Linked DNA regions of Homo sapiens: region 2 is linked to region 1. A link is an interaction called in ENCODE POLR2A ChIA-PET data of the cell type or tissue named here. Cell type or tissue: B cell. All regions are shown on one strand. Each heading gives the region's core, and the rest is flanking DNA. Links, peaks and the distances in the headings are about the cores only.

Evidence for each region. Peaks named below come from ENCODE experiments on the same cell type or tissue, not always from the same donor. Only the 100,000 strongest peaks of a DNase experiment are listed, where the experiment ranks them.
Region 2: POLR2A ChIA-PET joins it to region 1 with 11 read pairs; 2 of 35 experiments call an interaction of 5 or more read pairs at or near these places.

What each region holds. Positions count from the first base shown.
Region 1 is chr17:31,537,130-31,548,694 of GRCh38, reverse strand. RAB11FIP4 (RAB11 family interacting protein 4) reads right to left here. Exons shown (of 15, transcript NM_032932.6): 15 at 10,484-11,565. Among named protein-coding and RNA genes, the nearest start is that of TRT-CGT4-1, 7.2 kb to the left of the region's middle. RefSeq lists enhancers at 6,995-7,044, 10,236-10,305. In B cell, for the core only: no CTCF peak of the experiment used is centred there; no DNase peak of the experiment used is centred there; H3K4me3 peaks cover 197 bases; H3K27ac peaks cover 33 bases.
Region 2 is chr17:31,409,841-31,421,405 of GRCh38, reverse strand. All of the region lies in intron 1 of RAB11FIP4 (RAB11 family interacting protein 4), which reads right to left. LOC124903977 (a long non-coding RNA gene) reads left to right here and starts at 6,306. Exons shown (of 2, transcript XR_007065706.1): 1 at 6,306-6,543; 2 at 7,025-7,149. RefSeq lists enhancers at 3,938-4,777, 4,778-5,618, 6,094-7,057, 8,988-9,953. In B cell, for the core only: no CTCF peak of the experiment used is centred there; a DNase peak (open chromatin) is centred at 6,135; H3K4me3 peaks cover 301 bases.

The sequences.
Region 1 (11,565 bases), core at 2,073-10,072:
CACCACTCCCGGCTAATTTTTTGTATTTTTAGTAGAGATAGGGTTTCATCATGTTGACCAGGCTGATCTCAAACTCCTTACCTCAGGTGATCCACCCGCCTCAGCCTCCTAAAGTGCTGGGATTACAGGCATGAGCCACCGTGTCTGGCCTCCTCTCTATGCTTTTAAAAACTCTCTGGACTCGGCCAGGCGCGGTGGCTCACGCCTGTAATTCCAGCACTTTGGGAGGCCGAAGCAGGCGGATCTCTGGACTCAACTAATGATGCTGGAAAAACCGCATATCCACATGCAAAAGAATGAAGTTGGACCCTAACCTAGCACCATATACAAAAATTACCTCAAAATGGATTCAGGACATAAACATAAGACCTGTAACTATAAAAATCCTGAAAGAAAACAGGGGGAAAGGTCTACAACATTAGATGTGGCAATGATTTTTTTAGATATGACCCCAAAAGCAAGAATAGACAAATAGGACCAAGTCAGACTTTATAAAAACTGCACAGCAAAGGAAACAACAGAATGAAAGGCAATCTGTGGAATGGGAGAAAATATTGCAAATCAGATATCTAATAAGGAATTGCTATCCAAAATAAAATTTAGACTCCTACCACTCGACAACAACAAACAACTCACTTAAAAATGGGCAAAAGGCTGGGTATGGTTGCTCATGCCTGTAATCCCAGGCTTCCCTTGGGAGGCCAAGGTGGGAGGATCACTTGAGGCCAATAGTTAGAAACTAGTCTGGGCGATATTGTGAGACCTCATCTCTACAAAAAGTAAACTAAAACAAGGCAGGCATGATAGCACCTATAGTCCTAGTTACTTGGTAGGCTGAGGCAGGAGGATCACTTGAGCTCAGGAGTTCAAGGTTGCAGTGAGCTATGATTGTGCTACTGTACCCTAGCCTGGACAACACAGCACAAGAAAAAATAAAGTGGACCTTTTCATCAGTTATAACAAGTGCACAACTCTTGTTCAGGGGAAGCTGTGCAGTTGGGAGGGCAGAGAGTATGTGGGAGCTCTCTGTACTTTGTGCTCAGTTTTGCGTGAATCTAAAACTGCTCTGAAAAATTAAGTCTGTGAAAAGGAAGAAATGAACTACCAAGTCATGAAAAAAACACAGAAGAATCTTCAATGTATATTACTAAGTGAAAATGCATACTACTGCTATGGTTTGAATGTGTCCCCTAAAGTTCATGTGTTAGAAACTTGATCCCCAATGTGGTGGTCTTGGAGATGGGACCTAGTGGGAAGTGTTTGGGTCATGGGGCCACTACCCTCATAAATGCATTAATGCCATTCTCAAAGGAGTGGGTTCATTATAGAGCAAGTAGTTTTCTTATAAAAGAAGTTTGCCTTCCCACCCTCTCTTTGCCCGGCCTCTGGGTTGATGAAGCAAGAAGGTCCTCACCAAATGCCAGCTCCTCGATCTTGGGCTTCCCAGCCTTCAGTCCCACGAGCCAATAAATTTCTGTGCATTATAAATTACCTAGTCTATGGTATTCTGTCTTAGCAGCACAAAACGGACTGAGACAAGCTAAACTGAAAAGGCTACATACTGTATTATATGACATTCTAAAAAAGGCAAAACTGTGGAAACAGTAAAAATATCAATGGTTGCCAGGGGTTGAGGGGTGGGAAGGATGAGTAGATAGGGCACAGAGAGTTTTTAGGGCAGCAAAACTATTCTGCATGATATAATGGTGGATACATATCATTATATATTTGTCAAAACCCATAGAGGGGTTCTGGGCTGGGAAAAATAAAGAAAAAAAAATCCCATAGAACGTTCAACACCAAGAGTGAACCCTGGTGTAAACTATGTACTTTGGATGATGATGTGTCAATGCAGGGTCATCAGTTGTAACAGATGTACCACTCTAGTGGAGGATGTTGATGGCAGGGGAGACTAGGGAGATACGGCGGCCATGGGTATATAGGGAACTCTGCTTTCTGCTTAGTTTTGCTGTGAACCTAAAACTGCTCTTTAGAAGTCTGTTTTACAAGGCCGGTTGCAGTGGCTCATGCCTGTAATCCTGGCACTTTGGGAGGCCAAGGCGGGTGGGTCACCCAAGTTCAGGAGTTCGAGACCAGCCTAGGCAACATGGTGAAACTCCATCTCTACTACAATACAAAAAATTAGCTGGGTGTGGTGGCATGCACCTGTAATCCCAGCTACTCAGGAGGCTGAGACAGGAGAATTGCTTGAACCTGGGAGGCAGAGGTTGCAGTGAGCCGAGATCATGCCATTGCACCCTGGCCTGGACAACAGAGTGAGACTCCATCTCAAAAAAAAAAGTCTCTTTTACAAAAACGGGGCTGGTCTCTGTGACTGACACGCATAAGGTCAGGAGTTCAAGACCAGCCTGACCAACATGGTGAAACCCTGTCTCTACTAAAACTACAAAAATTAGCCAGGTGTGGTGGTGTGCACCTGTAGTCCCAGCCACTTGGGAGGCTGAGGCAGGAGAATTGCTTCAACCCAGGAGGCAGAGGTTGCAATGAGCCGAGATTGTGCCACTGCACTCCAGCCTGGGCAACAGAGCAAGACTCCATTTAAAAAATAAATAAATAAATAACAAGAAAAATAATTTTTGAATTCTTTCCTCTCTGACCCCCTGCTATGAATCATTATCAACCCTGGGCCACATTGTAGTTGCCCTTTGGTGGGGTCACTGTGGGTTCACCCAGGTCCACTTCTCAGCTGGGTAGGCCTAGGAGCTGGTTCTGGAACACAGAGCTCCAAGTGGGCAGGAATCAAGCCTTACTCACCTTCATACAGCGTGGTCATAAGAGCACCTAGTCATTTATTCCTTCAGCAAATCATTGAGCATCTACTGTGTGCCAAATACTGTTCTCAATGCTAGGGCTATAGCGGTGAACTAAGCAGCACAGATCTCTGCCCTTATGGGGCTTCCATTCTTAAATAAGCAAAACATACAGTCTATCAGTTGGTGAGAAGTACTAGGGAGAAAAATACAGCAGGGAAGGAGGCTAGGATGTTCTTCAGGAGGGGGAGAGTTGCAGCTTTTTTTTTGAAATGGAGTCTTGCTCTGTCGCCAGGCTGGAGCAGAGTGCCGCTATCTCAATTCACTACAACCTCCACCTCCTGGGTTCAAGCGATTCTCCTGCCTCAGCCTCCCAAGTAGCTGGGATTACAGGCGCGCACCACCACACCCAGGTAATTTTTGTATTTTTTTTTTTTTTAGTAGAGACGGGGTTTCACCATGTTGGCCAGGATGGTCTCGATCTCCTGACCTCATGATCTGCCCACCTTGGCCTCCCAAAGTGCTAGGATTACAGGCGTGAGCCACCGCGCCTGGCCAGGTTGCAGTTTTTTTGTTGTTGTTTTTTTTTCTTTTTTTCTTTTTTTGAGACAGAGTCTCGCTCTATCGCCCAGGCTGGAGTGCAGTGGCGCTATCTCAGCTCACTGCAAGCTCCACCTCCCGGGTTCACGCCGTTCTCTTGCCTCAGCCTCCTGAGTAGCTGGGACTACAGGCCCCCGCCACCGCGCCCAGCTAATTTTTTGTAGTTTTAGTAGAGACGGGGTTTCACCGTGTTAGCCAGGATGGTCTCGATCTCCTGACCTCATGATCCGCCCGCCTCGGCCTCCCAAAGTGCTGGGATTATAGGCATGAGCCACCGTGCCCGGCCCGGGTTGCAGTTTTAAATAGGTGGTTGCCTGGTGCGGTGCTCACATCTGTAATCCCAGCACTTTGGGAGGCCCAGGCGGGTGTATCACCTGAGGTCAGGGGTTCAAGACCAGCCTGGCCAACATGGTGAAACCCCATCTCTAGTAAAAATACAAAAAATTAGCTGGGCGTGGTTGTGGGTTCCTGTAATTCCAGCTGCTCTGGAGGCTGAGGCAGGAGAATCGCTTGAACCTGGGAGGTGAAGGTTGCAGTGAGCTGAGATCACACCATTGCACTGCAGCCTGGGCAACAGAGCCAGACTCCGTCTCATAAATAAGTGGGATAGCTTAAATGCAGTCACAAATTCTTTGCAGCTTTTCCCACCTAGAGGTGGAGTCTCTTCTCCCACTTTTTGGTACAGGCTGGCCATGGGGCTTGCTTTGACTAAAACAATGTGGCAAAAGTGATGTTATGTAAGTTCTGAAGCTTAAGGCCCCAAGAGAGGCAGCTTCTGCCTCCACTGTCTTAGGAAATTGCCCTGAGAATGCTGTGGAAGAAAGGCAGTCTAGCTACTGAAGGTTGAGAGGCCCCGAGGGTCATTCCAGCTAACAGCCAGCACCGTCTGCCAGACATGTCAGGTAGCCATCTGGGACCTTCCAGCTCAGCTGATGCCTCAGCTGGATGCAGCTGCAAGATCGAGCCCAGGCACACCCAGCAGAGGAACTGCCAGCCTACCACAGAATCAGGAAGGTAATAAATCATTGTATGCCTTAGGATTTGAGGGTGGTTTGTTACATAGAAGCAATAGTTCATTGATACAGGAGGCCATATACAGCTTACACACCTTTCCATTCTAGGTTTGTGGGCTGCTGGTTATTTGTATGGAGTAGGCAAAAGTTAGTGATGCAGGGTAACTTTGGCAGAGGCCATGTACAGTGTCCCTTCAGCCTCCATTTAGTCTGTTTCCTCATCTACAAAATGGGAGAGTTAGCCATTAGCTACAGCCCTGTGTTAATTATACATTGAGCAAGATTCATTATCCACTGCTAAAGTGAACAGCGGAATGAAATGCCAGCTTGACCCTTCTGCCTTTGGTACAGTAACACCTGACACTTTTCCCTTTGATCAAATTTCACAGCCACCAGAAAAGGTCTAAATTAAGGTGCTGTTAATAGGAGGGAAAGTCAATGCAACTTGAGACTTTTTGGAGAATATGTGGCCACTTATTTATTCATTTATTTCTTATTTATTTTTTGAGACTGATTCTCACTCTGTCGCCAGGCTGGAGTGCAGTGGCACGATCTTGGCTCACTGCAACCTCCGCCTCCCAGGTTCGAGCGATTCTCCTGCCTCAGCCTCCCGAAAAGCTGGGACTACAGGTGCCCACCACCATACCCAGCTAATTTTTGTATTTTTCATAGAGATGGAGTTTCACCATGTTGGCCAGGCTGGTCTCAATCTCCTGACCTCGTGATCCGCCCGCCTCAGCCTCCCAAAGTGCTGGGATTACAGGCATGAGCCACCACGCCTGGCTTTATTCATTTATTTAGAGACAGGGTCTGGGCTCTGTCAACCAGGCTGGATTCCTTCTGGGATGGGGGATCTTCTGAGAGGAAGCCTGGTGGAGAGGAAACTGGAGGCCCTGGTGTTTCAGGTACCTACTGCTGTGTCTAATCAACTACCCCAACATTTAGATCTTAAAATAACAACTTTATTGTTTTCCATGGCTCTGTGGGTTGACCAGGCAGTTCTGCTTCATCTGGTGGTTGCTGGGGATTTGGGATGGCCTCACTCTCCTGCTAGTCTTGGCTGGGGCCTCAGTTCTCCACGTGGCTGTTTGAGATTCCTCACAGCTGGGTTTTCCAAGAAGGTGCATTTTAAGAGGAAGGACGCAGAAGCTGCTGATCTTCTTAAGGTTAGAGCTCAGAAGTCCCAGAATGGGCCGGGCGCAGTGGCTCTCACCTGTAATCCCAGCACTTTGGGAGGCTGAGGCAGGTGGATCACCTGAGGTCAGAAGTTTGAGACTAGCCTGGCCAACATGGAGAAACTCTGTCTCTATTAAAAACACAAAAAATTAGCCGGGCATGGTGGTGGATGCCTGTAATCCCAGCTACTCAGGAGGCTGAGGCAGGAGAATTGCCTGAACCCAGTGAGCCGAGATCACGCCATTGCACTCCATCCTGGACAAGAAGAGCAAAACTTCGTCTAAAAAAAAAAAGTCCCAGAATGTCACTTCTGCCTCAAGTGATGCATTTTTGCATCTATTCATCAAAGCAGTCACAGAATTAGCCCAGATTCAAAGAGGTGAAGAATAAACTTCACCTCTCAGTGGAATAGTGGCCTGCACCCAGGGAGGGAATAAATCCATGGTACTTGTCTTTGGAGACTGTATCACACCTGTCATTCACTGGCTCTGTGACTTTGAGAGTAGACACAAATTGAACTCAGTCCTGGGGCTGGGTTCAATCTTTACAAAGATGTAAAGAGATACAAAGTGGGTCTCCTTTGTCTCTGCCCCACCTCAAAAAATGGTCTCATCTTGAGGGCTCACTAGTGGGAGTATTTGGAGCAGATACTCTCCCACGTTCCTTCCAGCCCTGATGGCCTTCAGAGCCCACGCTCATAGCCCCCCAACTGCAGAACCAAGGTCTGAGGGTCTGGCCCAGGCTCTGCCAGAGCTTGGCAAAGTCCACCTTTTGGTCAGGGGCTGCCTGCTGACCTGGGTAAGCTGGGAAAGCCAACCCTGAAACCATGGCCAAGTGGTGGCAGAGCTGGAAAAGGTATTTCTCCCTGGAGGGGCCAGCTGGGCTAGAAAGCAAGGGCCGAGAGTCCACAAGCTCCCGTGGGCTTGGTGCTGTCAAGCAGGCTGTAGGAAGTAGGCTCATAATTCAGCACCTCTGCACCCTGGGTTTGGGCCTTTCAGAAACTCTAGCTCCTTTTTAAACCCAAAGGCCACACCAGTATGGAGCCTAAGACAAAGCCTGATACCAAAGTCAGAGCTTGGAGTTTGAAGTGAGAGCCAGACCTGAACCAGGGGTGGCAGGAGAGTGAGGGGAACTTCCTGCAGCCCTAATCCCAGTCACCTCGTTAGTTCCAGGGAGGTCTGGCTTCAAGCTGGCTACAGAGGTCCTGGGCCCTGGAGCCCCCAACCGCTCCCAGTGGACTTGGTGCAGGGTTGACCCCCTCAGCCCACTTTAAGGCACAGTCCAGCCAGCCAGGCTGAGCCACAGTGGAGCTGCCACCCTTCTTGGTCCTCTCTTCTGCCCCGCATGGCTGTGAGCAGAGCTGCAGGCCCTACCTCCTGGCTCTGCTCCAGTTGTGCTCATGTCACAACCCCTCGTTCCTGGAGAGGGGACCCAGGCTCCAGGGCTCAGCATGTGTCCTGACTGTTCTGTCTGCCTTCCCAGCCTGCAGTGACCCCGCCCCATCCGAGCTTGAATCCCAGGTGAATCCCTGCTGCCTGGGCTTGAATCCCAGGTGACATGTGGCCAGTGAGTTCACCTGTGGTGGCTCAGTTTCCTCATCTGTAATACTACCCACCTCATAGGGAGTTGTGAGGGACAGATAACCCAGGACATGCAAAGCACTTGGAACACTGCCTGGTCTAGAGTAAGCCCTAAACAAGTGCAAGCAATCTAATAACCACCTCATTGGTGCCTTCTGTGGGCCAAGCACTGGGTTAGCCTCAGGGATTTGGGAGGGGAGGGTGGTAGAGGGAGGAATTAGGCCAAATCCTCTTCCCCAGGGCTCGAGAGAGTGGACAACCAGCTGGACTAACCAAAAGAGAGGAACTGGTCCCACCCTCTCAGAGCACCCCGGCTGCTGACCTGATGGGTCTCTGGACCCAGTGGTTAGTGGTGCTGCCGCCTGCTGCTCCCAAGGGACCTGGGCCTGAAGCCTGGTTCTAAGAATGAGGGGCTTTCCGCCCTGGGGAGTAGCTTGATCATTTTCTGGAGAAATGGCCTAGCTGACGTAGACCCTCCCAGCAAGGCTGTGAGAAGTCCGACTCCCTCACCCGAGCAACCACCCACCACCCTAACCCCAGTGTGACTGTATTTGGAGATGAGGCTTTTGAGGAGGTAAATAAGGTTAAATGAGGTCATATGGGTGAAGCCCTAATCCAACAGGTCTGGTGTCCTTCTAAGACAACAAAGAGACAGTAGAGAATGAGCTCTTTGTGAGCACACAGTGAGAAGGCAGCTGTCTGCAGGCCAAGGAGAGAGGCCTCACCAGAACTCAGCCCCACTGGCACCTCAAGATTGGACCTCCAGCCCCAAGAACTGCGAGAAAATAAGTGTCTGTGTAAGCCTCCCAGCCTGTTGTGTTCTGTCAGGTCAGTCCCAGCTAAGACACACCCCAGTCCAGGCTGCCCTCACCTCTCACCACCCAACTCTGAAACTGACCTGACCAGGCCACCCCCAGCTTAAAATGCTTTGGCGTAGTCCCCACAGTCCCGCTTACCATTGAGCTAGCTGGTTCGTAGTTCCTCCCCATGGCAAGGCCTCCACACCTGCTGTTCCCTCTCCTGCTTCCGCCCTGCCCTCCCATCTCCCTTACCTGGCCAGCCTCTCCTCCTCCAAGTCTCAGTTGAAGCCTCCTCAGGTGAGTCTAAGTGCCCTTTTTATACCCCATGATTCTCACCATTGGCTACACCTTGGAATCACCTGGGAGCTTTAAAAAACATCCCAGTGTCCAAGCCCCACTCCCCACCAATGGAATCAGAATTGCTGGGGTGGGATGGTTTTAAGAACCTCTCTTGTACATTCTAGAGGCTCCCTGTGCCACGAGCCCAGCACCTCCCCTGCACCCCGCATCTGTTAGGTGCTGGTAAAGCATCTGCTTAGTGAGTGAATGTGATAGATCCACCCTTGGCCCCCTAGACTCTACACCACCTGGCTAGGCTGCAGCCCTCCACTATCCCCCTCTCTAGTACCCTGAAAGGGCTGTTTCTCCAAGTCTCCTCCCCATGGCAGTTCCCTTAGATCCTACAGTCTGAGTTCCCTTAGATCCTACAGAGCTCTGTTGAAAGGCTCCTTCCTTGAGAGAAGCCATACCTGATGCCTGAGTGGGCTCAATCCACTTGCCCCCAGCTCCTGAAGCCCCCCATATCTTCCTCTTGGTAGTGCTCATCACCCTGGAAATGAATTATGTCTCTCCCCTCCCCCAGGAGCGTGGGGACTTCACGGGGCAGAGGCCTTGCCTGTACCAATTCCCAGTGCCTGGCACACACAGTGGTGCTCGGTAGATGATGCTGGCGGGTTGAGTGATTTCTGTGCTCAGATATTATCCACCCATTCATCTGCTTTGGCCTGGGCCCAGCCGATGACCCTAAAGGGCCCTCTAACTGAGGGCCTGGTGAGTCAATGGAATCCAACAATGAAACACCTTTAGCAGGTGCTGTGGCCTCAAGGGGGCACAGGGATGACATCATTTTTAATAGGACTGTAAGGAAATGTTCTGCAAAATGGGTGAATGGGGAACACACCTGTGCAGAGGAGAGGGTACAGCCTGTACACACAGCAGTGCTCGCTCCCACCTCTCTCCAGGATGGTAAACTGAGGCAATTCCAAGGACCTCCTTCAATAGGTGTTATGAGTTGAATTGTGTCCTCCCAAAAGATATGTTGAAGTCCTAAGCCCTGATACCTATGCAAGCTTACTTTGGAAACAGGGTCTTCGCAATGTAAAGACCCTATTTGTAATCAAGTAAAGATGAGGCTCGTTGGACTACTTATCTGAAACTCAAGTTTTACTGGGCATCCTGTATTCTTACTAGCCAAATCTGGCAGCCTAAGTTGGGAAGGAAAGAAGGAATATTAGGAGGAAGGAGGGAACTGGCCAGGTGCGGTGGCTCACGCCTATAATCCCAGCACTTTGGGAGTCCAAGGTGGGTGGATCACTTGAGCTCAAGAGTTCAAGACCAGCCTGGCCAACATGGTGAAACCCCGTCTCTACTAAAAATACAAAAAATAGCCAGGTGTGGTGTTGGGTGCCTGTAATCCCAGCTACTTGGGAGGCTGAGACAGGAGAATTGCTTGAACCCAGGAGGGGGAGGTTGCAGTGAACCGAGATTGTGCGACTGCACTCCAGCCTGGGCAGTAGAGCAAGACTCCATCTTTAAAAAAAAAAAAAAAAAAGAGGAAAGAGGCAATAAAGATCCAAGAGGACACAGCACTCCCAGGATTTGGAGGTGACGTCTCCTGAGCCAGGAGGCTAAGTCCAGTGAGTGAGGAACTGTCTGCCCTCCCTGGAGGACTCATGGCACCAGGGCCTGCACTGGGAGGTGGAGGGCCGGGGCCACCTGTGAAGCCACTTCCATGCCTGGAATCCTGTAATAGAGGAAGGAGCAGACAGAAGGCAGAAATCCAGGGGTCTGGTTGACTCAACTGGGGACCACCTTGGTACTTGATGGTGTGGCAGAGACAAGCACTGGCAGGTCTGAAGCCAGTCCTGAATGGAGGCATTGGGCCGTCACCCTGGGGAGCCACAGCGGCGGACATGGAGGGAGCATGGCACTGGGACCCCACTGGACCCCTAGGAAGACCTCAGTGGGAAAGAACATAGCCACACAAAGGACAAAGTTTCCAAACATCATAGCCCTGTGGCTGGAATGGTGGCATTAAAGAGGCTTCTGGGATCCACGTCTTCTCCCCTAGGGACTGAAGAGTGACACCGCCCCACTCCACCCTGCCCCTGGGGGACAGCACCAGCCACCCTGGGAACCACAAACTTGGTGGGGGGCAGGGGGGTTGCTCTTTTTAAGGGAGACCATCTGTCCCTGTGAGCCCTGGAACCAGGCCTCTTCTGCCCACCCTCCCCCAACCACAGAAACTCATGGTTCAGTCAGGCGAGAAGAGCAAACTGTTTATTTACACCTTGGTCTGTACAGTACAGCTCCCCGGGAGGAGCCTGCCACCAACAGCCTGTTCCTTTTGGGGCAGAAGCAGGTTGGAGGCAAAGAGCTCAGACCCTGGACAGCCTCAGGGCCTCACCCCCACTGTCCCCTCCCTGGGGCCCACAGGGCAGGTCCCACCCCAGCACTAAAGCTAAGCCTGTTTCCAGACAGAGCCTCCTGGGGCAAAAAAGTCAAGTTGAATCCCACAGAGTCAGAGGCCATCTAACAAACCCTTGGGCATGAGGCCACATGTGTAGTTCATTCCACGTAGGCCTCAGAAGACCCAGCCAAGAAAGTGGGAGGAGCTGGAAGGGAGCCCACAGCTGTGAGTCCTTGGCAATGCACCGTCCGCTCCGTGACATCAGTTGGTATTTAATGGCACTCTGGTCTGAGCACCTCAGCAGACAAGGAAGGGCTGGGCAGGTGTTCACAGCAGGCAGGGGCAGCAGCTAGCACCTCTTCCTTCTGCCCAAGTGGGGCCCGCAGCTGTTCTAGACACCAGATGTGGTGGCCTCAAGGCAGGCCTGTGGCCGTGCACCAGGAACCATGGACAGGGCTTCCTCTGGGGGCAGAGACAGTGCACGGAGCGGCTGCGGTCCCATGATATCCCTGCTGGGGCCAATGCCCCAGGTTAAAGAGTGATGCTTTGCCCGACATCACTAACAATGCAGGGAAAGCTCTGTGGGAGAAGCTGCTTTACACAAAGTTGCCCTTTTCTGGAATGCAAGGCTCCTAAATTAGCTGCAGGCTGGAGGAGGGACTAAGTGGGTCCTAGCCCCCCATGCTTAAGACAATAATGAAAGATTCTGTACAAAGTTACCAAGTCTACAGGCTGAGCGAGCCAAGGGTAAGTGGGGCCTGATCCTTGTGGACGAATGTGCCCGGGAGAGCTGGCCTCACCTGGGGGAGGCACGTTGAAAAAGTACACATTTACAGGGCTCGGGAAAGGCCAGGGAGATGAGACGATGTAGAAAAGGAGGCAGTGGGCAATGTGGAAAATCCTGTACAGTGGCGATGGGGAAGAAAAGGCACAAGG
Region 2 (11,565 bases), core at 2,418-10,417, 130 kb after region 1:
CTCTACTAACAATACAAAAATTAGCTGGGCATGGTGTCCTGTGCCTATAATCCCAGCTACTTGAGAGGCTGAAGCACGAGAATTACTTGAACCTGGGAGATGGAGATTTCGGTGAGCTGAGATCACACACTGCACTTCAGCCTGGGCAACAGAGCGAGACTGTCTCAAAAAAAAAGAAAAGAAAAGAAATTTTAAAACAAGCAAAAAAATCAAAAACAGAAAGGCATCTGAAAAATCCTCAAATACTTGGGAATTAGGCAGTATGTGTCTAAATAATTCATGAGTCAAAGATGAAGTATCTTTTTGTTTGTTTGTTTGTTTGAGATGGAGTTTTGCTCTTGTTGCCTAGGCTGGAGTGCAATGGCGTGATCTCGGCTCACTGCAACCTCTGCCTCCCGGGTTCAAGCAATTCTCCTGCCTCAACCTCCCGAGTAGCTGGGATTACAGGCATGCACCACCATGCCTGGCTAATTTTGTATTTTTTAGTAGAGATGGGGTTTCTTCATATGGGTCAGGCTGGGCTTGAACTCTCGACCTCAGGTGATCCACCCCCTTCGGCCTCCCAAAGTGCTGAGATTACAGGCATGAGCCACCGCACCCAGCCCCAAAGTCTCAAGAGAAAATAAAAATAATTTAAACTAAATGAAAATGAAAATACAATACCATAAAATTCAAGCCCAAAGCAAAAGGGAGGAAAGAAATAATAAAGATAAGAGCAGAAATTAATAAAATTAAAAATGAGACTGGTAGAGAAAAATCAACAAAACCCAAATCTGGTTTTTTTTTTGAAAAGATTAACAAAACTGATGCATCTCTAACCAGAATGACAGAGAGAAAGAGAGAGAGAATACAAATCACCAATATAAAAAATGAGGCTGAGCACAGTGGCTCACACCTGTCATCCCAGCACTTTGGGAGGCCAAGGTGGGAGGATCGCTTGAGACCAGGCATTCAAGATCAGCCTGGGCAACATAGCAAGACCCCATCTCTACAAAAGATTAAAAAAATTAGCCAAGCATGGTGGCACATGCCTCTGGTCCCAGCTACCGGGGTTGGGTGAGGTGGGAGGATCGCTTGAGCCAGGGAGGTCAAGGCTGCAGTGAGCCTTGATTACACCACTGCACTCTAGCCTGGGTGACAGAGTGTGACCTTGTCTCGAAAAAAAAGAAAACAGAGATATCATTACAGTCTTACATCCTTTAAAAGGCTAATAAGGGAACACTAGAAACACTTCTACACACATAATTTCTACAACTTAGATGAGCTAATGGACCAATTCTTTGAAAAACACAAACTACCAAAACTCATGCAAGAAGAAATAGATAATCTGAACAGTCCTTGAGTGATTAAAGAAATTAATTTCCCAATTTATATCCTTCCAAAAAGGAAAACCTCAGGACCAGATAATTTCACTAAGTATTTAAGGAAAATATACATAAATTCTACACTACCTCTTCCAGAGAATAGAAGAGCCACTTCCCAACTCGTTTTATGGGGCCAGCAATAATACCCTGTTACCCAAACCAAACAAAAGCAATATAAGAAAACTACAAACCTGCTGGGCGCAGTGGCTCATGCCTGTAATCCCAGCACTTTGGGAGGCTGAGGTGGGCGGATCATGAGATCAGGAGATCGAGACCATCCTGGCTAACACAGTGAAACCCCGTCTCTACTAAAAATACAAAAAATTAGCCGGGCATGGTGGTGGGCGCCTGTAGTCCCAGCTACTCGGGAGGCTGAGGCAGGAGAATGGCGTGAACCCGGGAGGCGGAGCTTGCAATGAGCCGAGATCGCCCCACTGCACTCTAGCCTGGGCGACAGAGTGAGACTCAGTCTCAAAAAAAAAAAAAAAGAAAAAAGAAAACTACAAACCAATATCCCTCATGAACACAGATGCAATGAGCCTCTGCAAAATATTAGCAAATCGAATCCAGGAGATATATATGAAAAATATAACAAGACAAGCAGCCGAATGGGGTTTATTCAGCAAAGCTGGCCCAACATTTGAAAACTAATGGATGTAATCTAAACATGACCAAAGAAGAAAAACCTATCAAAAGATGCAGAGAAATCAAGTGGCAAAATTTAACATCCATTCATGATACCAAAAAAAAAAAACAAAAAAACTCTCAACAAAGTAGAAATATAAGGGAACTTCCTTATCCTTCCTTATCTTAGAGAAATGAAAACTTACATTCACACACACCCACACAAAACTGCACAAAAATGTCCACAGCAGCATTACACATAATCACCCAAACCTAGAAACATCCCCAGTGTCTCTCAACAAGTGAATGGATAAGCAAGTGTTCCCTAACCAAAAAGAACAAATGATTATGCTACGGGAAAGAAACCACTCCCAAAGGTTACAAACTGTATGATTCCATTTACGTGCAAAAGGCAAAACCATAGTGACAAAGCCAGATCAGTGGGTGCCAAGAGCGAGGAGGAGGGACTGAAGACAAAGGAGCAGCCGGAGAGAATTTGGGGGATGAGCCGTTCTGTCCCTGATGGCAGTGGGAGTCACAGGAGTCTATGTAAATAGTGACACTTCTTCCCCCACCCCCAAAAAGCGAATTTTACTGTATGTAAAGTAAAAACAATTTTTTAAAATTTTTCTTTAAAAATCAAGGGAACTGGCTGGGCACGGTAGCTCACAGCTGTAACCCCAGCACTTTGGGAGTGGGTCAAGGCAGGAGGATCGCTTGAGCTCAGGAGTTCCAGACCAGCCTGGGCAACATGGCAAAACCCTGTCTCTGCAAAAAATGAACAAAATTAGCCAGGTGTGGTGGTGCACGCCTGTAGTCCCAGCTACTTCGGAGGCTGAGGCGGGAGAATCACCTGAGCCCGGGAAGTCAAGGCTGCAGTGAACTGTGATTGTGCCACTGCACTCCAGCCTGAGTGACACAGTGAGACCCTGTCTCAAAAAAAAAAAAAAAAAATCAAGGGAACTGCACATACAAAGTTGGATATCTGACTTTAAATTTTTATTTTTATTTATTTTATTTTATTTTTTTGAGACGAAGTCTCACTCTTGTCTCCCAGGCTGGAATGCAATGGTGCGATCTCGGCTCACTGCAACCTCCGCCTCCCGGGTTCAAGCGATTTTGCTGCCTCAGCCTCCTGAGTAGCTGGGATTACAGGTGCCTGCCACCACACCCAGCTAATTTTTGTATTTTTAGTAGAGACGAGGTTTCACCATGTTGGCCAGGCTGGTCTCGAACTCCTGACCTCAGGTGATCCGCCCGCCTTGTCCTCCCAAAGTGCTGGGATTACAGGCATGAGCCACTACGCCTAGCCTATTTTTATTTTTGTTATAGACAGGGTCTCACTGTCACCCAGGCTGGAGTGCAGTGGCATGATCATAGCTCACAGCAGCCTCGACCTCCCAGGTTGAAGGGATCCTCCCAACTCAGCCTCCCAAGTAGCTGGGAGTACAGGCATACACCACTACACCTGGCTAATTTTTTGTAGAGATGGGGTCTCATTATGTTGCCCAGGTTGGTCTTGAACTCCTGGCCTCAAGTGATCCTCCTGCCTTGACTTCCCAAAGTGTTGGGATTACAGGCATAGCCCCCATGCCCAGCCCCTGGCTTTTCTTGAAAAATCAGATCTGGCAATACAGGTCCCATATTCCCCCACAGCAACAATGAGCGACAGCTGAATTCAAGCACACTCTTTAGAAAGGGAATGTATTCTGCTCCCCAGCTGTCTATGGGAACCCCCAAATCTCAAGTAGTTCCCCACCGCAGCCCCACCTAGGCTGCATTCCTTCCTGGCCCCCATGGGCATCGGAGTGGCAATTCCTGCTACCCCAGGCACTAACCTGGGCTTGGCTGGGCACCTGACATCGTCTATATCCACAAAAGGGGTTTCAGGGCTTGGCTTGGAGTAGGGTGAAGTTGAAACTCCCCAGCATTTTTATGCTGTTTTAGCAGCCACAATAGAAGACAGATGGGAAAAGAGGGGAAAGGACAGTGCCTGTGGGGTGAGAGGGGCCTACAAAGACAGTGGCAGGTCTGGGCACCTGGAGACTCCCTGCAGCAGGCCGGGAAGTGCCTTTTGAACCCACGTGGAGCCTAGATTTCCCTGGCAGTGCTTCTGGGGAAGGGACCCTCTGGAGGAGGTGAGGCAGGTGCTGGGGCCAGATCCTTGCTCAGGGGTGGCCACTCTGGAGGCCTTACAGTCAGGAGACACCTGTGAGGACACTGGGGTACCGGAGGCATCGTAAATCCCAGGACCAGTTGCAGGGTTTCCTGCTAGGAGCTGGCCAGGTGAGGGGGACAGTGGGGAAGGACGTGAAGGGCAGCAAGAGGGAACAGGAGAGGGAGAGGGGGCAATGCTGGCAAACGCAGGGGGTCTGGGGTGGATGGAAGGAATATGGGGAGGGGGCGTCATCAAGAGATGGGGCCAAAGAGAGAGGGAACAGGCCTGAAAGAGAAGGGCTTACGAGCCAGGCAAAGGGCCTGTATGTGCTTTATCCTGAATATGGGCGATAGGAAGCACAGGGGCAAGTGCTGACAGCGGCAGAGCTGGCTGGTGTCAGGCAGCCTTCGAAGCACTCAAGTGCATCACTCCCAGCAGCCCTGTGAAGTAGCCAAACCGCCAGTCATTCCCCTCTTACAGCAGTGGACCCTGTTGCTGTGCTGGCCTCACCGCACAGCAGGCAGGGTTGGAATCCAACTGCCCCTAGCTCTGTCCCTCTTCAGACTGGCCCCTTCTCCTGCTGCTGCAGGGGCTCTGGCCCTCTCCTGGGGCTTCAGGCGAGATGCTCCAGCTGCTTGTTTATCCTCACTCCCAGCAGTCCAGCTGCCTGACATCAGGGCACACAATAGGACCCTGTATTCTGGAGCCGCCACCCCCAGGCCGGCCGGTGGGACAAAGGGCACAGGCCGCCACTGGCCCTCTCCATTAATTCTGAGGCCAGGATGGGAAGGGAGCCAGGCAAGAACTTCAGCAACACCGGCCTGAGACAAGGGATGAGGGAGGCATTTCCAAAGTGGGTCCTTCCAGTTCCTGCACCCTGAGCCCAGGCCAAAACATCCCACTGTCTTGCTCCCACTCCCTAAGCCCGCTCCCCTCCATGTGAAGGGCTGTCCCACGGAATCAGTCAGACTTACCCTGGGTAGGCCACTGGTAGAGGGGGTATGTGGTTGTGGAAAGCATCCTGGAGGAGTCAGGAGCCCCGGGCCCAGGACCAGCTCCGCAATTAGTGGCGCCCAGGGCAAAGGGGAACATTACCACGAATTTCAAGAAGGCAACCCCAGAGCACTAATCCCTGAGTGACTGCACAGGTCGCATGCCGAGAGAGCGGGCTCTGCCTGGGCTTCGATAAGGTACCACTGCGTGACCTCGGGCAAGCCCTGTTGCCTCTCTGGGCCTCAGTTTCTGTATCTATAATGCACTTCCGACCAGCTCACAGGACCGCTGTGACGATCAGATCAGACTATGAGTCAAGGACATCAGAGGCTGCAGAGTGCCATGGATGTGCCAGGTGCAAAGATGCATAAAGGGGGCCTGAGGGTGAGCCTTCCCCCGGGAAGGGACAGGCAGAGGGGCCACCAGCCAGCTGGGAGGCTGCGGAGACCGTCCGCAGGGGGGCTGAGGTGAGAAAGTAGGGTGGTCCCTGAGACCCTCTGAGAATCTCAGGGATGCTGTGCTTCCTGGGCCCTCCATCCAGTCCCAGCTCCACCACAGACTGCTTTACTGAGTGGTCTCGCTGAGCTCCTTCCCCTCTCTCGGCCTCAGTTTCCCCATCTGGACAATGACAGCACTGGATAACATTAATATTGAATGTCTCTTCCAGCTCTGAAGTCTCTATGATCGTAATGCTTTCAGGCATGTTTGGGGTGGGCATGGGGATTGGGGGGAGGAAGAGAAGAAAACCAGAGTGGAGAAGCAGACGGGGTCAGAGGACTGGGAGAAAAATGCCTCCATTTACTGGAGCTTCACCACGGAACAAGTAAATGGCTTGGGGACCTTGGAGTGGGTGTGGCCCTGGGGAATTACTCAACCTCTCTTCCGAGCCTTTTACTTCCCCTCTTCTATAAAGTCAAGAAATAATGACAAGAACGGAGGCAGATTCGTCAGTCACCACTATCCTGCCCCTCCCCTCCTCTTTGTCCACGTAGAGCGCCCCCTGGGCCTGAGGTGCCCACCTCCTGTCTGACCAGGTGCCTGGGGCCACTCAACCTGGAGCATGAGTTCTGACTGGACCAAGCCAGTTCCGGGGGGCTCTTCCCCCTTGCCAGTGATTGGTTCAGGCAAAGGCATGTTCTACATCTCTGGCCAATAAGCCATGAGAAGACATCTGCAGGGGGCTCTGGGAGAGGCTGTCTCTGGAGGGTGGGGCCCATGAACAGGAAGCTGTCCCCTCCCTGCTTCCCCTGCTGGAGAAGGGATGCCCTCTTGGGTCAACGCTGGGAAGCTCAATGGAAGGGGATTGGGTCCTAGCTGGTGCCTCTGAGCCCCTGAGGAACCAGCCCTGGAGCTGCCCTACCTTGGACCCTTGTGTTATAAGGAAGAATACACTTGCCTCAGCATGTAAGTTATTTTGCATTGCTTCCTGGTTCTCACAGCTGGAGGGCCCCTGCCCAATGAAGGACCCCGCCTCAGGGACCCACTGGGATAAAAGGTGGTGATGGGAGGGGAGGTGGAGAGGGCCTGTGCGGCTTTGGAGTGCCTCTGGCCAGGGTGGCTAGACATCCAGAGGGCTGGCCAGCACCATGGCCCAGTGACATGGTACCCAGGCCACCGCCTCCTGGGAAGCGCTGTCCCAGCCGCCACAGCTGGAGACATCTTCCTTTATGGGACCGCCAACACCTCCATCCATCTGAGTGTCATCAGGTGGCCCCTCATTCACAGCCTGAGTCTGGGCTGACAGAATCCCTCCGGCCACCCACAAGGGCTTTGTTTGGGGTCTGAATAGGAGCGAAAGTGACAGAAGCCTGGGTGGTCTCTGAAGTGGACTGGCCTCTGCAGGCATCCGCCCATCTGTCCGTTCCTTTTGCAAATGTTTCCACAGCTCTTCAGCCAGACTGACTGGCCTGTGGGGAGACAGAGAGGCTCCCAGGAAGCTCCCAGGGAAGGAACAGATGTCCTGGAGTTATTTTTGAGTGAAATAAAAATAGCCTCGGGAATAGCATAAAAGTGTGTAGGTGACTGTTAATACTGCCACACGCCCAGAGGCAGGGTAGCGTGGCTCCCAGCCTCTGGAGGCAGACATTGCTGAGCTGGAATCCCACCTCCTCCATTTCCCAGCTGTGTGACCAGTGGTGGATGACTCAACCTCCCTGAGCAACATCATTGCCTCATCATGTGTTAGGACTGAGAGGGGATGGCATATCAAGACAGCCTGGCAGCTGACACAGAGCAGGCTCGGGATAAATGAGGCTTTCATAGGCAGAGCATGCCTGGACGCTGGTCAGGAAGCTGCGGACACCCGTGAACCTCATGAGCTGGGACAGCCAGTCGTTGCACCTCTTCTTCCAGCAATTTTTAACTGGCTGAATTTAAAATATGAACTGGATCATTTTTAAACTTCGGGGAAAAAAACTCAATGAAACTCTTATGACTCTTTTGAAAAACTGCTGATAGCACTGTAGGGGAAGATAAGACAGAATCCATCACAATGTAACCCCCTCGAAGGTGTTACCCCAAATCCTTGCAGTTTTGGGGCCCAGAGGAGACAGACAGCCCAGAGGGCTTGGGAGATGTGGAAGGGCCTTGGAGGAGGAGGGGGTTATGCTGGACTGCAGGTGGAAGAACTGACACAGCAGGTGTGGGGAATGGGAATTCAAGAAGCGGGGCGTTGGTGTGAGCAAAAGGGAGGGAGGAGGGAGAGGGTAGCCAAGGCCAGGCCGTAGAGGTGCTCGAAGGGTCTGAGGAACCACCAGCTGTTCTCAGTGGCTGGAGGGCAGGGGGAGGCTAAATATGGGGGCGGGGGAAGAGGGAAGACACTCTCTTCTCGGGGGGCCTATGGAAGGACAGCTCCCTCCGTGCCCTCCGTGTGAGGCCCTCTGTTGACATCTCTGGCTCTCAGCATAGTTTGAAAGGCGCTGCTCGCTGTGGGCTTTGGTTGGCTTTAGACCCATTATTTAAGGTTACATGGGAATGTCTGCTCATCAAAGGGGGGTGCTGGCCTGCAGGAGTTGGGCCACTCTGAGCTGTGGTCCCTGGACCCTGCCTCCTCTAACCCATCTATCCCGCCCCATCCGAAACATGCCGAGCTCCCCAGCTCTGACACTTCAACTAGACTCAAACTGAAAAGCTCCCGCCAGTCCTCCCTCCATTCCCCAGAAAATGAGTTAACCAGGACACCTCATGGCCTTTCAGTAAATTGAGGTTTAGCTACAGAAACAAAGCAAAATACAGTGGCTCCAGGCAGAAATTCCACTGTTGCTGTCAGTACAACACAAGATGGCAAGTGAGAAGGGCGACTTGTTCTGGGAATCCCATAATGGAATTTCAAACGTACCATGAGGCCCTGGCAGACCCCGACCTCTCTGAGCCTCAGTTTTTTTGCCTGTGAAATGGGGCAGGTACTGCTCCTCACCTCACTGCCCACTGGTCAATCTCTCCACCACGGAAACCCCACTTGGATCCCAGGGGAGGTGCAGCCTGTAGCCCTGGCAGAGGACCTGAAACCTATCTGCGCCTGGTGTCTGCCTGCTCCCTGGGACTCACTGGTGTTCACGTACATTTCCTGGGCCAGGTCTAGCCAGGGGCTGGGGACAAGAGGAGCTCCCAGGCTCTGTGGGCAGCAGAGATTAAGGTGGCCCCGCCCCTTCCTATCCGTGGTCCCTGTGATGGGACAGGGCAGGATGGGGATTAAGGTTCCAGTTTCACTGATGAAGCAAGTGGGACCCAGAGAGGTTGAGTCCTTCACCCAAGATCACCAGGATGGCATTTCTTAGAGAGTGTCAATGTGTTACATGTAGAAAGGTTTCTGAAATCCGTAAGTTTGAGACAGGTTAGGCTGGAGTCAGCATTTTTACCCGGAGGCTTTCCTGGACTAAAGTGAAGGGGGAGCGGGCTCCATTTCCACATTGCTTGACCAACTGCTGGATCAGAATACCCTTTCCTCCCTCTGTTTGCTGGACACGGGTGGGACCCCTGCTCTGGGGATCTAGAGCTTTTCTCCCTTGCACAGGACATTAAATGGGCCATTTCCATGGCAAAACCGGCATCTGTGTGAGAGGAGGGTGGTGGTGTGCGCAGTCACCCCTAGAGGATGAACTGTCTAGGTTCACTTGCTCCACACCCCTGCCTGCAGCTCGTGGGTTCAGCTGCCAGCACTGATGCACTCACTTGGGGAGGAGAAATTCTGGTGGGTCCTCCCAGGACCAAGCTGCTCCCCAGGTGATTGAACTCAGCATCCCCAAACAGAACAAGTGAACCTCACACGGCCCCTCATGAGATGCTCGGTCCTACCCAGCCTGGCTGCGGCCCTCCCAGAGCCCCGACTGAGGCAAGGACGATGGCCAGAGGGGCTGTCTATGTCTCAGGCTTTCTAGCCCTCGCTTCCTCTCTGCTGCAACTGCACCTTCTCCTCGGAAGGACGCCCTGCAGTCTGAGTAGCTGTCCTCATGGGAGGCACCCCCAGGCAGCTCAGCAAATTCCTCAGGGCCCGTATGGCAGGGCCAAGGGCCACAGGGGAGGTCTTGAGTCTACTCATTTTGTAGACGCTCTTTGCAGAGGCAAAGTTCTTTTCCAGCAAGCACGGCAGGAGGCAAGAGGCCTCATCCATGATTGAGGCCCTTATTTATAATTTAAACCTCTTTCCCAAAAGAAAGTAGCTCAGAGGCCTGGGGTGGAGGACCAGTGTAACAGAGTCCTGGGTATCAGAAAGGACTCAGGCGTGTGGCACCTACACACCCTTCCCCTGGTTTATCCTCATGCGAGCCCTTGGAGGGAAGTTACTGGCCTCACTTAATAAACCAGAAAACCAAAGCTCCAGAGAGTCAGGGACTTAGCTGGGATCTCTGGGCTAGAAGAGAGGAAAGCGAGGTTGTTTTGTTTGTTTGTTTGTTTGTTTGTTTTTGAGATGGAATCGCACTCTGTCGCCCAGGCTGGAGTGAAGTGGTGCGATCTTGGCTCACTGCAACCTCTGCCTCCCAGGTTCACGCTATTCTCCTGCCTCAGCCTCCAGAGTAGCTGGGACTACAGGCGCCCGCCATCACGCCTGGCTAATTTTTTTGTATTTTTAGTAGAGACGGGGTTTCACCATGTTAGCCAGGATGGTCTCGATCTGTTGACCTTGGAATCCACCCGCCTCGGCCTCCCAAAGCGCTGGGATTACAGGCGTGAGCCACCGCGCCCGGCCTGGAAAGTGAGGTTTGAGCCTGGCATTCTGATCCAGGGCCTACGCATCCTCCATTAAACCGTGTGCCATCCAGGGTGGAAAGATGGGAGGGATTCTCATCCTGTCATCTCAACACAGATCTGCAGAGCCTGTTCACCAGGGTGGGACCCTGGAAGCTGCATTTTCCAGGGCCTCCCCTGGAGATTCTGATGATGAGACCCTGAGAGGGGAATCCAGATTGGGCGGCTGGTGGACCTCACCCAGCAGGGAGTGGCAGGAGCTGGTCTTCAACCAGGGCCCTGGTCTTGGAGCTGGCACATGCCCTCTGAGGCTGGCAGAAAGGTGGTTAGGTGGTGGCAGTGGGAATATTCCCAGCAGCAACAGTGGAAACAGAAGGGCTGTGCCATCACCCCTTCCCAGGCAGACTCAGCCCACAGCAGTCCCAGCCCCTCCAAGGGTGTGACACCATGCCCCCGCCCCCTTCAGCCCCCTCGGTGCAGTGCTGGGACTACAGGTGCGCACCACCATGCCTGGCCAATTTCTGTATTTTTAGTAGAGACAGGGTTTCACCATGTTGGCCAGGATGGTCTCCAACTCCTAGCCTCAAGTGATCCGCCCACCTCAGCCTCCCAAAGTGCTGGGATTACAGACGTGAGCCACCACACCCAGCCCAACTTGCACTATTTTCTACTATGCAATACCACCTTTTCAATTTACCCCTGTATCTGCAGCCGCAGGTGCAGGTATGTTTCTCCTTCATCATCATCATCATCCTCATCATCCTGGGACCACGTGGTGGCAGCAGCAAGCGCACAATCCCAGTGACTTATGGACTTGGATACTTATCCCTATCCCCACAAGAGCCCCAAATAATCTATAACCAGCGCAGAACTTCCTCTTCTAAATATCCCCAAAGACACAGAGTGCACCCTAATAACTCCTCTCGGTAAAGGGCTTAGGATGCACAAGGGCTGTGCTAAGTGCTTCACCCTCCTTCTTTCATTAGCATCATGAGAACCCTCTCAGGGGAACAGTATCGCATCCCAATTTCGCAGGTGAGGCACCAGGAAGTACAGAGGCCCATCCCAGGTCATAGAGCCGGCAAGCTGGAAATCTGGGAGTTGACCTCTGACCCGTTCAGACACTGAGTCCTTGATCACAAAGCCCTCCTGCCTCCCAAACCATCTAGCAGCCTCAAGAAGCAGAGAGGAACTTGCTTCCAAATCACAAGATTTTGGGGGCAGGGCTCAGGAGGAGCTGGG